Regions from separate parts of the Homo sapiens genome. Here region 1 is linked to region 2. Evidence: chromatin loops called from intact Hi-C (ENCODE). Cell type or tissue: PC-9. All regions are shown on one strand. Each heading gives the region's core, and the rest is flanking DNA. Links, peaks and the distances in the headings are about the cores only.

The links. Hi-C counts contacts between places; a loop is a spot of excess contacts. Peaks named below come from ENCODE experiments on the same cell type or tissue, not always from the same donor. Only the 100,000 strongest peaks of a DNase experiment are listed, where the experiment ranks them.
Region 1: a loop joins it to region 2, with 8 times the contacts of the local background. A loop is called at or near these places in 17 of 110 quality-filtered maps.

The regions. Positions count from the first base shown.
Region 1 is chr14:70,715,348-70,721,349 of GRCh38, forward strand. No RefSeq gene overlaps it. Among named protein-coding and RNA genes, the nearest start is that of LINC01269, 20 kb to the left of the region's middle. In PC-9, for the core only: no CTCF peak of the experiment used is centred there; DNase peaks (open chromatin) are centred at 3,244 and 3,584; H3K27ac peaks cover 1,402 bases.
Region 2 is chr14:70,662,621-70,668,622 of GRCh38, forward strand. TTC9 (tetratricopeptide repeat domain 9) reads left to right here. Exons shown (of 3, transcript NM_015351.2): 2 at 4,944-5,126. Among named protein-coding and RNA genes, the nearest start is that of TTC9, 24 kb to the left of the region's middle. RefSeq lists enhancers at 3,106-3,265, 3,763-4,263, 4,264-4,764. In PC-9, for the core only: no CTCF peak of the experiment used is centred there; DNase peaks (open chromatin) are centred at 2,671, 2,981, 3,501, 3,891 and 1 weaker place; H3K4me3 peaks cover 1,724 bases; H3K27ac peaks cover 2,500 bases.

The DNA.
Region 1 (6,002 bases), core at 2,243-4,742, 53 kb after region 2:
ACATTGACTGATACTGTTACCAATTTCCTAAAAAAGTCTTTAGGTACCAAGAAACTGCCAAAGCCAGGTATGGTGAGGGCTCATGCCTGTAATCCCAGCAGGGGAGGCTGAGGCAGGTGGATTTCTTGACTCCAGGAGTTCCAGACCAGCTTAGCAAGATCCCGTCTCTACCAAAAAAAAAAAAAGAAGTAGAAAAGAAAAAGAAAAATTAGTCGGGTGTGGTGGCGTGTGCCTGCAGTCCCTGTAGTCCCAGCTACTTCGGAGGCTCAGACAGGAGGATTGCTTCAGCTCAGGAGGTCAAGGCTGCAGTGAGTCCTGATCATGCCACTATACTCCAGCCTGGGTGACAGGGTAAGATCCTATCAGGGAGGAAGAAAGGAGGGGAGGAAAAAGGGAAGAAAAAGAGAGGAAAAGGGGAGAAAGGGAAGGGAAGGGAAGGGTCAAGTTCATGATAGACAAAAATTTTCCAAAATTCTAATTTTCAATTGAAAGCTTGAATTTCATCGTTGGCAACAAATACAGTTGTTTTCAGTGAAGTGACAGGCTAACTTTGTTCACTTGCAAGAAAATATCTGTGAAATACTCAATCCTGAATAACCATAGTTTGCTTGACAATTATCCTTTCAAGTAAAAACAGTGTTTCATTTAAAAAAGAAAAAAAAAAAGGCCGGGCACGGTAGCTCACGCCTGTAATCCCAGCATTTTGGGAGGCCAAGGTGAGCTGATCACGAGGTCAGGAGATCGAGACCATCCTGGCCAACATGGTGAAACCCCATCTCTACTAAAAATACAAAAATTAGCTAGGTGTGGTGGCACGTGCCTCTAATCCCAGCTACTTGGGAGGCTGAAGCACGAGAATCGCTTGAACCCAGGAGGCAGAGCTTGCAGTGAGCCAAGATCACACCACTGCACTCCAGCCGGGTGACAGAGGGAGACACTCCGTCTCAAAAAAAAAAAAAAAAGAAAAAGAAAAAGAAAAAGAAAAAGAAAAAAAAAGGCAGCTAGTTCAGCTCGCAACTCAATCACATATGTGCTTTTCCTCCAGGCAAACTTGTAGTTCAATACACAGCAGAAATACTTGATGTGACGATGTGACTTCACATTTCATCTCAGAGAATGTTAAAAAGATATAGTTAAGCAAGAGTCAGGATTTAATTAACATAGTAATGTTACTAAGTAACTATTGCTTTATCAAGGGCATTCTTAAGTGAAACTGGCATTCCCATTACTTCAAGCGCCTGGTGATGGAGAATACAAGGAGTGCTGTCCCATTTGCTGTCTCTGCCTGTCCCAAGATGCCAGGAGTTTGACCTGCCGTGCTTTTCGGTGCAAATGTCAACACAGTGAAAAAGATAAACAACAGTTTAGTGTTATTGTGAAAATAGTTTTGACCTCCCCTATCTCCAGGGATCGACGGGCCAAACATTGAAAACTGTTACATTACTGGGACAAAACTCCCAAGATGGGTTGTAGGAGGAAGGAGGGAGGGGCTGTTATATTCTGACTTTAATATCATTTGCTCAGAGATAGGAGCATAGAAAAGATCCCCTATGCCTGAAATTTATCTCCTAAACCTCTCACCCCACATGTTATTTTCCATTTCCTTTTCTGATTCTGCATAGAATGTGTCCTGAGAGACACATTTTTTTCCTCACCCCAGGGCAAACTAAATAGCACAGGCAGAACCCAGCTGGAAGCACCCTCTTCATCTCCCACCTATGTAAAAATTAATCTTTTTTTCCCTACCAGTTATTGCCTAACACTAGTGCTTATCACAAAGAAAAGGCTGCAAGAACAAAGTGCTCTGTGAGATAAGGAATTTAAGATAAGTGAGCTGGCAGAGGATAAAATCCAATCCCCTTCACACAGCTGCTCCCAACACCTGGCTTCCCCATTAACACCACTCCCAGGACTATTTAAGTCTTAGTCATCTTCCAGGTCTCAACTGGGACACCACTTCCCACCTCTTGTCTGCCTATCTGTGCCTATCTCGCTCCCTCTCTCCATATAGGAAATACAGATATAGAGACAGAGATAGACATTAACAGATAGATAGATATTGAAATATAGATTATCATAGTGCCTTAATTGTTGGGTAAGCTGATTTTCCCACTAGATGGCAAATTCCAAAAAAGTGGCAGTCATTTTCTGTCCCATTCACCCTCAGGGGTTTTAAAACACTGAGATGATGTGTTTGAGCATTAGTTAAGGACATGCTTTTAGATGGGGAATGCCTTTCCTTACAGCACCATTCCCCACTGCATCTTACTGTCATAAGAGTGCCTCACTCATTGACCTGTCTGGTCCCACACAGAACTGGAATTTGCCAGTCACACTGCAACTGGGACCAGAGTCATCCCTCGATAACCATTTGTCAGAGGATTGGAGGGATGAGTCTTTTCTTTTCAGGTTGGGTAAAGTATAGAACTAGGTGGGAATCGGTGCTACGTTATCGGGCCACTCCACACTAGCCATGGCCCTCAGGATGTCCCTCCATCTACAGGTGTCCCGTGGTGCTTGGTACCCTTCTCCACTGCATCCTAGCGTGTTCAGTCTCACCAGGGAGACTATCATCTTCTAGGGGATGGAATCTGATCTCTATTCCTTTCTTCTCTTTCCCATCTTGCCTTGTCTCTTTCCCTCACATTTGACCACTTATTTATTTATTTTTTTTTTAGATGGAATCTCACTGTATCACCCAGGCTGCAGTGCAGTGGTGCCATCTCGGCTCACTGCAACCTCTGCCTCCCGGGTTTGAGCAATTCTTCTGCCTCAGCCTCCAGAGTAGCTGGGACTACAGGCACATGCCACCACACCCAGCTATTTTTTTTTTTTTTTTTTTTGGTATTTTTAGTAGAGACAGGGTTTCACCACGTTTGCCAGGCTGTTCTTGAACTCCTGACCTCAGGTGATCCACCTGCCTCTGCCTCCCAAAGTGCTGGGATTACAGGCGTGAGCCACGGCACCCATGGTGACCACTTACAGGTTGCAGTCTTCTTAAGACACCTAGGTAGATAGCCAGAAAGTCAGTTCATAAAGAGGATAATACTCTTTCAAGCAGGAGGCCTCCATTCCTGGAAAATCAAGTGTTTCAGGAAGCAGAGAAGTGTTGAGTCTTAGGGATGGGGAAGGACTGGAGGCAGGGAAATTGTGATGGGCATTTGGGAAGGTAGACTCAGGTCAGATTGGGTGGGGCCCTGAAGGCCGTGCTCAAGAATGTGGATCCTTTCCTGCAGACATTGGGCGTGGCGTGATCCAACCTGTGTTCCATGAGCACATTTCCTAGGCTGATCTTTCTCAAGCCTCCCCATTGTCCTTACGTCACAAAGAAGTGTCCAGTGCCTCCCACTGAGACCCCATAACAGGCACTCCTGGTTGGATAGCAGCAGTGTGACCAATGACTGAGAGGAGGAGGGGACAGAGTGGCAGACCCCCACCCTCATCTCCACCCCACCCCCTTATGCCAAAACATGTTCTCCAGCTTGAGCTAGTTGGACTAGATCGGGTGGGGACCAAGGGCTCAGAGGATTAGGACATCAGCCCCAGCCTTGAATGAACCACATTCCATAGGCACGTAAACAGGGTGTGGTGGACGCAGGCCTGGTGCAGCTCCTTTGACAGAGGGGTGTGCACTTGTGTTGTAGGAACGTGCTATTTGCCTGTGCAGGACCTGACATCCCTAACCAGCTGTGCCCCTAGGAAACCCCCACAGCACCTCCTTCTTAGAATGTTCTCTGTACATGTGCCCTCACTGGATTCTGCTAGCAGTCTGCAGGTGCTCACCATTCCAGCACCAACTCTCCACTGGAGGGAAGGGACGAAGAAAGGGGTGAGGGGGACCAGGAAGTTGGCCCCAGTCCTACCTTCCATAAGCAGGGCTTCTGGAATCACCTCGTTATACTGCTTAGGGCAGGGGACAACCTTGAAGCCAGTGGCCTCTGGAACACCTGCAAAGGAACCTGGTTAGCATGGGAAAGCATCCTCAAACTATTTTATTTGCCATTGTTTTGCTGAATAGAAAAGTAACATATATTCTTTTTTTTAAAGTTTAATAAATTCCAAAAGAACATTTTTAAACCATCTATGATACCTCCCCACAAAGATAGCTGACTTTCTCCCAGTCTTTTTCCTGAGCCTATCAGGTGTGTATTTTTTTAAATGTAAATATATTTTCTGTATATAATAGGGATCCAATTGCTTTTGAAATTTTTTATATCCTACCATTTAGCTTATCATGAGCATTTTCACATTTTCTTAATTATTCATGAAAAATTTAGCTTCATGTATAACCTGTTCATGAATAATCTAATGGCCACAAAATATCTCACATGGTCCATGATAAAATCAGCGCTAGGAACCCAGGGTGAGGCATTACAAGGTTCACTTTTTTAAAAAGGTGGACACAGAATTGTGCTGCCTGAGAGGAGAGGGAGCATCTCACCATCTCCCGCCTTGGTATCTTTTATTCTTTAGGACTCAGCTCAGGTTCTGTCTCCTCCATGAGGTGAAGCCCCAGCTCAGGCTAAACCCAGCCCACAGTGCTCCTTTAGCACCCCATCATGGCGCTGACTACATTACATTAAACAGATTTCTTCATATTTTGGTCTTTCCCACCAGACAATATAGTCTTTGAGAACCTGGCTAAAGAAGCTGCAAATCTCTAGTGTCCAGATGGTACCTAGCACAGGAAGGTACTCAATAAATGCCTTGAAAAGCAGCAGACTTTAAGCAACCTCCTGTTGTCAGGCATTTAGACAGTTTTCTAGTTTGTAAAGAGAGCCTTCTTGCTCTCACTATATCAGATTCCATGTTGTTGGGTGAGGAAGAGGCTGGCAGAAGACCCGCATTCTTATTTGGGTCATTTGTAGTCTCTTGAATGATCCTGTAAATAACATTGGGATGACTTGTAAATCTTTGTCTGCATCCAACTCAATCTTTTTTTGTTTGTTTTTTTTGTTTGTTTTCGAGACGGGAGTTTCGCTCTTGTTGCCCAGGCTGGAGTGCAATGGCGCGATCTCGGCTCACCGCAACCTCTGCCTCCCAGGTTCAAGCGATTCTCCTGCCTCAGCCTCCCGAGTAGCTGGGATTATAGGCATGTGCCATTACACCCGGCTAATTTTGTAATTTTAGTAGAAACAGGGTTTCACCATGTTGGTCAGACTGGTCTCAAACTCCAGACCTCACGTGATTCAACCGCCTTGGCCTCCCAAAGTGCTGGGATTACAGGTGTGAGCCACCGTGCCAGGCCCCAACTCAATCTTATGATACAAACGCAGATGCCAGAATCAGACAAGTCCCAGCTCCACTATTTGCCAGTTGTGCGGTCTTGGGCATGTTACTCAACCCTCTGGCCCTCACTTTCCTCAATGTAAAATGGAGATAATAATGGATGTACTCTTAAAGATGTTGAAATATTGTAAATGAGATAACATAGGTCAGGTCTTAGTGCAACAGTTGACACATTAAACTAGTTTTTATTACTATGGAGTAGTAACAGAATTACTAGGCCTGTGTTGTAGTTTTTAATACCATATGGCCAAGCTGCTTTCCAGAAACATGCAGCAATTTGTATACATGTTAACAGTATATGGTGCCTGGCTGGGTGACTGGCTCATGTCTGAAATCCCAGCACTTTGGGAGGCCGAGGTGGGGAGATCACCTGAGATCACAAGTTTGAGACCAGCCTAACCAACATGGCGAAACCCCATCTCTACTAAAAATACTAAATTAGCTGGGCATGGTGACATGTGCCTGTAATCCCAGCCGCTGGGGAGGCTGAGGCATGAGAATCACTTGAACCCAGGAGGCGGAAGTTGCAGTGACCTGAGATGGCACCACTGCACTCCAGCCTGGGTGACAGAGCGAGACTCTGTCTCAACAAAACAAAAATAGTATGGCACCTTTCCATATGGCACCAGCAAGGAGATTGGTCAATTTTTCATTTTTGCCCAGTTGGCTTTACAAAGGTTATCTGGATCCTGGTGAAACTAACCTCAAGGCTC
Region 2 (6,002 bases), core at 2,022-4,521:
CTGTTAGATCTGAAAGGACGGTAGAGATCATTTAGTGAAATTTAGATCTCTCATTTTGCAGATGCCCAGAAAGGGAAAGTAATTTTCATAATGTTGGCTAGTGGCAAAGATGGGACTAGAATCCAGCTCTTATGATTCCTAGTTCAGTGCTCTTTAAAATACCGATGCATGCCAAATGGCAGAGTATAGAGACTGTGACATGATAATCCTTAATTCAAACAGAGACCAGGTCACCACAACATGGAGAAACACTTCTCGACAATCAGGAAATCCAAAATGACAATAAAGATCTCCCAGATGAACGGCTCTACCTTGCAAATGTGGACAGCAGAGAGAAAATATTGCAGAAATTCCCTGCTGCTGGTCACCTCTGCCTCCTGGATGCCACTTACATTGATCTGTTTTTCCTGCTTATCCGCCTCCACTCTGGTCACCTGAGTCACCATCACTTCATCATCCAAATCCACTCTTGCCTCACAATGAAGTCCCAGATCTTCTACGTGGACCAGAAGGGTCTCTGTGTCATGGTTTCTTTCTTTTCCAGCTTCACCTTTTTTACCCTTCCCTCTGGTTCTCTGCTCCAACCTGGCATGCATGGCTTCCCAAACTTTCTGAAATAGGCCATTCCCCTCTCGCTCCCTCTCTTTCTTGGCTCTGCCTTGAAAAGTCACAGTTTCACCCAGATCAGTGATTCCCAAACATGGGTGATTTTACCACCACCCCACCACCCAGGGAATACTTGGCCATTTCCAGAGACATTTTTTGGTTGTCACAAGTGGCATGTAGTGAGAAGAGGCTAGGGGAGCTGCTAAGCATCCTGCAAGGCTCAAGACATCCTCATGTAACAAAAAATCATCTAGTCCAAAATGTCAATAGTGCTGAGGCTGAGAAATACCCAATCTTTAGATCCCAGCTATAATGCTACTTCTTCCAAGAAGGCCTCCCATTATACTTTAGATCAAGGTAAGGCCCCTCCTGCCTGGGTATGCTCCTTCTCTACCTTTGTCCTTCATAGCAGTTAGCCCACATGTGAATATTTGAGATAACATGACCTCTGCCCTCCCTGCCCATCTGTTAGCCCCAGGTGGGTGGGGGGGCGGGTGTCAGCTCATCAGCTGATCCCACTGCCCCGCCCAGTGCCCAGCAGTTAGGCATCAATTTTTGCTTGTTAGCTTTGGAACACAGCAGAAGGGAGTTTCCACAGATGACCTCTCTTTCTCCCCAGGGGCTGTGTGGGTTTCCGATGGCTTCAAATGCATCCCCACAGACACCCCAGAGGTCAAGTGCACAGTCTTGGAAGCCTGACAGAAGTGGGCTGATATCCTAATTCTACCCCCTTCCAGCTGGGTGACCTTCAGCAAGTTACTTCATTTCTCTGGAACTCAGTTTCATCATCTATAAAAGAAGGATAAAAATAGAACCTGTTTCATGGAGTTGATGTGAGGATTAAAAGACATAGTGTATGTGAAGTATTTAGCACCTCTGACACCAGAGAAGGGATTAATAACCATGAGGAGGACACACTGTGGGGCGATGCCACTTATCCTGAGGTCCACTGCAACCCCAGGTCCTGGCTAATGGCTACAGGGATGGGGAAGGAGCAATCAGGAGGCAGCCAGTCCACGTCGTCTTAACTTCCTCAGCCCTCACACGTGCCTGCTGTCATCCCATCTTACCTATCCCATGGGCTTACTAGATGTACCAGTAGCCACCCACCCAAAGCAGAGAGGTGCCTAAAAATCACCTGCAGGTAGCGCTGAGGCCAGCCTCCAGCCTGGCTGTCACCCCCTCCACCCCTGGATTCCCTTAAGAGTCCTGGCCTGGGCCGGGTGTAGTGGCTCACTCCTGTAATCCCAGCACTTTGGGAGGCTGAGGCAGGCAGATCACCAGAGGTCAGGAGTTCGAGACCAGCCTGACCAATATGGTGAAACCCCGTCTCTATTAAAACTACAAAAATTAGCTAGGCATGGTGGCGGGCATCTGTAGTAGTCCCAGCTACTTGGGAGGCTGAGACGGGAGAATTGCTTGAACCCAGGAGGCAGAGGTTGCAGTGAGCCGAGATCGCACCACTGCACTCCAGCCTAGGCAATAGAGCGTGACTCCATTTAAAAAAAAAAAAAAAAAGAGTCCTGGCCTAGCACCCCAACTTCTTATCCAGATTCTACCTCTTGGCCCAGCTATTTCTCCATCTTTCTGGGCCCTGTCTGTGGTGTCAGCTGAGGCTCCACACCCTATAACCAGCCTAGCCCTGCCTCCCTTGCCTCCCCCAAAGTCTGAACCCTGGTCCACAGCCAGGTATGCCAGTTCCCACCGGATCTGCAGGGGAACTAGAAATATTTTTACCAAATAAGTGCCAGAAATTGATTGCTGTGGTTCCTTTAACCCTTTGTGGGAAGGGGGAGGCTTCCCCATTTCCAGGCCTCTTTGCTTCCCCTGCCCCTGTCACCACCATTTTATGCATTCAAAAACTGTTATTTTATTTTATTTTTATTTTTATTTGTTAAATGGTCCTTTTCCTAGACTGCCAGGGTCAGCAAACAGAAGTGTCTGTTCAAAGAGGGAGGGCTGGACGGGAAGAGGGCTGCTAGGCCCGGTCAGAGAGGACTTCAGGCAGGGAGCGTGGAAGCTGTGGACAGGACAGCTTTTAGCTCTGGGAGCAGGTGCTGGAGCCAAGTCACACACAGGTAGCAGTCAGTGAGGTTCACATCCAGGAACCTTTTTACAGAAACCCCTCTCTCTCTCTGTACAGCTGTATAAGCACCAGCACAGGCTCCGACAACATGCAGGTGAGGAAGGGGACAGAAGGGCCTAAGATCCCACCATGGAGAGAGAGGGAGGAGAGGGGAGGGGGGCTTGTAGCATCAGCTTATCAGAAGGACCCCCTGGTGCACCAGAAGATTGTAGTCCTGGGTGAACAAGAGCTGCCCTCGGGGGTTAGCAGCCTGTTGCTTCTGTTGACTTGGCTTTCTGCCCTGCAGCCAGTGAAACCTGACAGGTCAGTTTCTAGATCTGGGCTGATTCTCTTTCACTTCCTGGTTCTCATACCTTCATCTTGACAGTCTGTGTATTTCTCCTCATTCTGTGAAAGAATGGAGTTTTTTGGTCCTAAATGCTCAAAAAAAATCTGGTCTCTTAAAAAATCTCAGCAATTCTGATACCTGGGAAGTTATTTAAGGGGTCAGAATGACTGACGTTAGACCCCTGAAGATTGAAATCAGTGACTTGTCTCTATCCTGAGGTGTCTTCTGTCAGTGTGGAAAAGTCTGGGCACAAAGAAGGAACAGAGCATCAGCATTCTCCCCCAGCCACCCAGCCGGGTTGTGAACAGAAGCACCAGTTTTGCCTCCTAAGTCTCTGTTTTTATTTGCTTTGAAGAAGCAGACAGGTGCCTTTTTCCTGTCTCTTTTTTTGTACTCCCTCCGAAGTATGCAACATACTTTGCCGTTGGTCAATGCCTACTAGATATTTGAGTGGTTAAATGGAGGCGAGGTGGCTCAGCAGGGTTGGGATTAGAGGGAGGTGCCTAGGGCACGAAATTTCAATCATTCTTCAAGGCCATTTAGTCATCCTCCAGGCGTGTCATCACTCTAGTCCCAGCCCTGTGGCTCCCTGTGGCTCAGGGCTGGTAAGGGAAAGCTCAAAGGGACATGGTTTACTCAAAGATGGCTGTTTGTGGGATGGGGAAGCTCTCCACCATGAGACCTGCCTGCCATAGCTTCCTCTTGCCTGGGACACCTAGGTCTCTCATGTCCAGACATGTGGCTTGTATGAGCTGGTCACTAGCCTACCAGAAAGCCCCCTCTCTCAGGAACTGCAGAGACAAATATACATGAAAGGGAACTTGAGGGAAGTCAGAGGCAGATGTTACTGGTACAAGACTAAAAAGAATTCTAAGAATGTTAACTAACATTTTTTTCATGCTTGCTATGTGCCAAGCCCACATTAAGTACTTTATGGCCATTATTTTATATAATCCCTCCAACAACTAGATTAGGAAGGACTTGGATTCTGGAGCCAGACAGCTTCAGCTTAAATCCCATCTTTGTCTCTTTCACGTTGTGTGGACTTGGGAAATTTCTTCAGCTCTCTGGGCCTCAGCTTCCTCACCTATAAAATTGAAACAGTAATAGTACCCACATTGGAGTATTCTGAGGATTATATCAGTAATACATGTAAAACAATGAGACCAGCATCTGTACAAGGTAAGCACTCAACAAATATTGGCCATGATGGTGATGATGATGATGAAGATGATGATGAAGAGATGATGATTGCCTCTGGTAGCTTATTCCTAAGGCTGCCTACAACAAAGTCCCACAAACTGGGTGACTTGAGATAATAGAAATGTATGATCTCACAGTTCCAGGGGCTAGGAGTCCAAGATCCAGGTGCTGGTGGGTTGTTATTCTGAAAGATGTGAGGAAGAATCTGTTCCATGCCTCTCTGTGAGGTTCTGGTAGCCTCAGGCATTCCTTGGCTTATGGATGGCTCTCTTCTCCCCATGTTTTATCATGTCGTCTTTCCTCTGTGTGTGTCTGTCTTTGTGTACATATTTCCCCTTTTTATAAGGATACCAGTCACACTGGATTAGGCCCTACTGTAATGACCTCAACTTGATCACCTCTGTAAAGATCCTGTCTCCAAATAAGGTCACATTCTTGTGTACTGCAGGTTAGGACTTCAACATATCTTTTGGTGGTGGAAGGGTGGGCATAATTCAACCCATAATACAAGGTTAAGTGACTTGCTCAAGCCTTGTTAACATGGCTTTTTAGTGATGAAACTGGTCAGGGAGGCTAGGATTATTGGAAGACAAATCCCAAGATGTAAACCCCAGTGGAAAACCCCAACCCTGCTAAACCTCTGGAGAGAAGCAACTCAAGGGAAACATGCAGAGCTGGCCACTGTTGTGCTGATGGCATTTTCCCTCCCTTCCTCCATAGCCTGCCTGCTCCAGGCTGAGCTGGTAAACTATGAACGAGTCAAGGAATATTGCCTCAAAGTCTTGAAGAAGGAAGGGGAGAACTTCAAGGCCCTTTACCGGTCTGGTGTGGCCTTCTACCACCTTGGGGACTATGACAAAGCACTCTACTACCTGAAAGAAGCAAGGACCCAACAACCAACAGGTAAGGCGGAAATAGCTGTTTTCTTACTTCCTCCCTGCTCTGGTGGCTCCTGGGACCTTCTCATTTCAGCAGTTTTCTTGGCTAGGAGGGCCAGGCAGGGACAGAGATGGCAAAATTAGGGATCAGATATATATGATAAGACCTAAGAGGAGCACACAGCCCATGCATTTGCCTAGGGTTTGAGTTCCAGGGAGCACAGGCCCCTCTTCTCTTCAAATAGAGTATAGAATTCCTCATCTTTTTCAACTCAGAATCCAGCTCTCTTCACTTATTCAACAAATATATATATATTGAATTCATACTATGTGCCAAGATTTGTGCTAAGCACCAAGGGAATCAATGAAAAGACACTGCCGCTACCCATGAGGCGCTCACATCTGGTTGATGACACAGAATACAAACAGGCAAATTTGATGCTAAGCCCAGCACCTTTCAGGAAGCATGCTCTGACTTCTCCAGTCAGATGCTATTCCTTAGGACATGTGTTATCTATAGCATTCACTTAGATCATATCCACCAGTCATTCATTCATTCATTCCACAGATATTTATTGAGGGGGTACAATATTGCTAGGTATATAGTAGTGAACAAAAGAAAGTTGTTGCCTTCAAAGAGCTTATATTATAATGGCTCACTGTCTATTGTAAGTGGGAAAAAAAAGTGTGGAGAGGGGACAGAACCCAGGGAGGGGCTCTCTACCAAGGGATGGCTAGAAGTCAACCAGTAAACAAGCAAACAAATAGTAAACAAATGAAATACTTAGTAGTAATAAACGCTGTGAAGAAAATAAAGCAGAATAAAGAGATCAAGAGTAAATGGGGGCGCTGGGCGTGGTGGCTCATGCCTGTAATTCCAGCACTTTGGGAACCCAAGGCA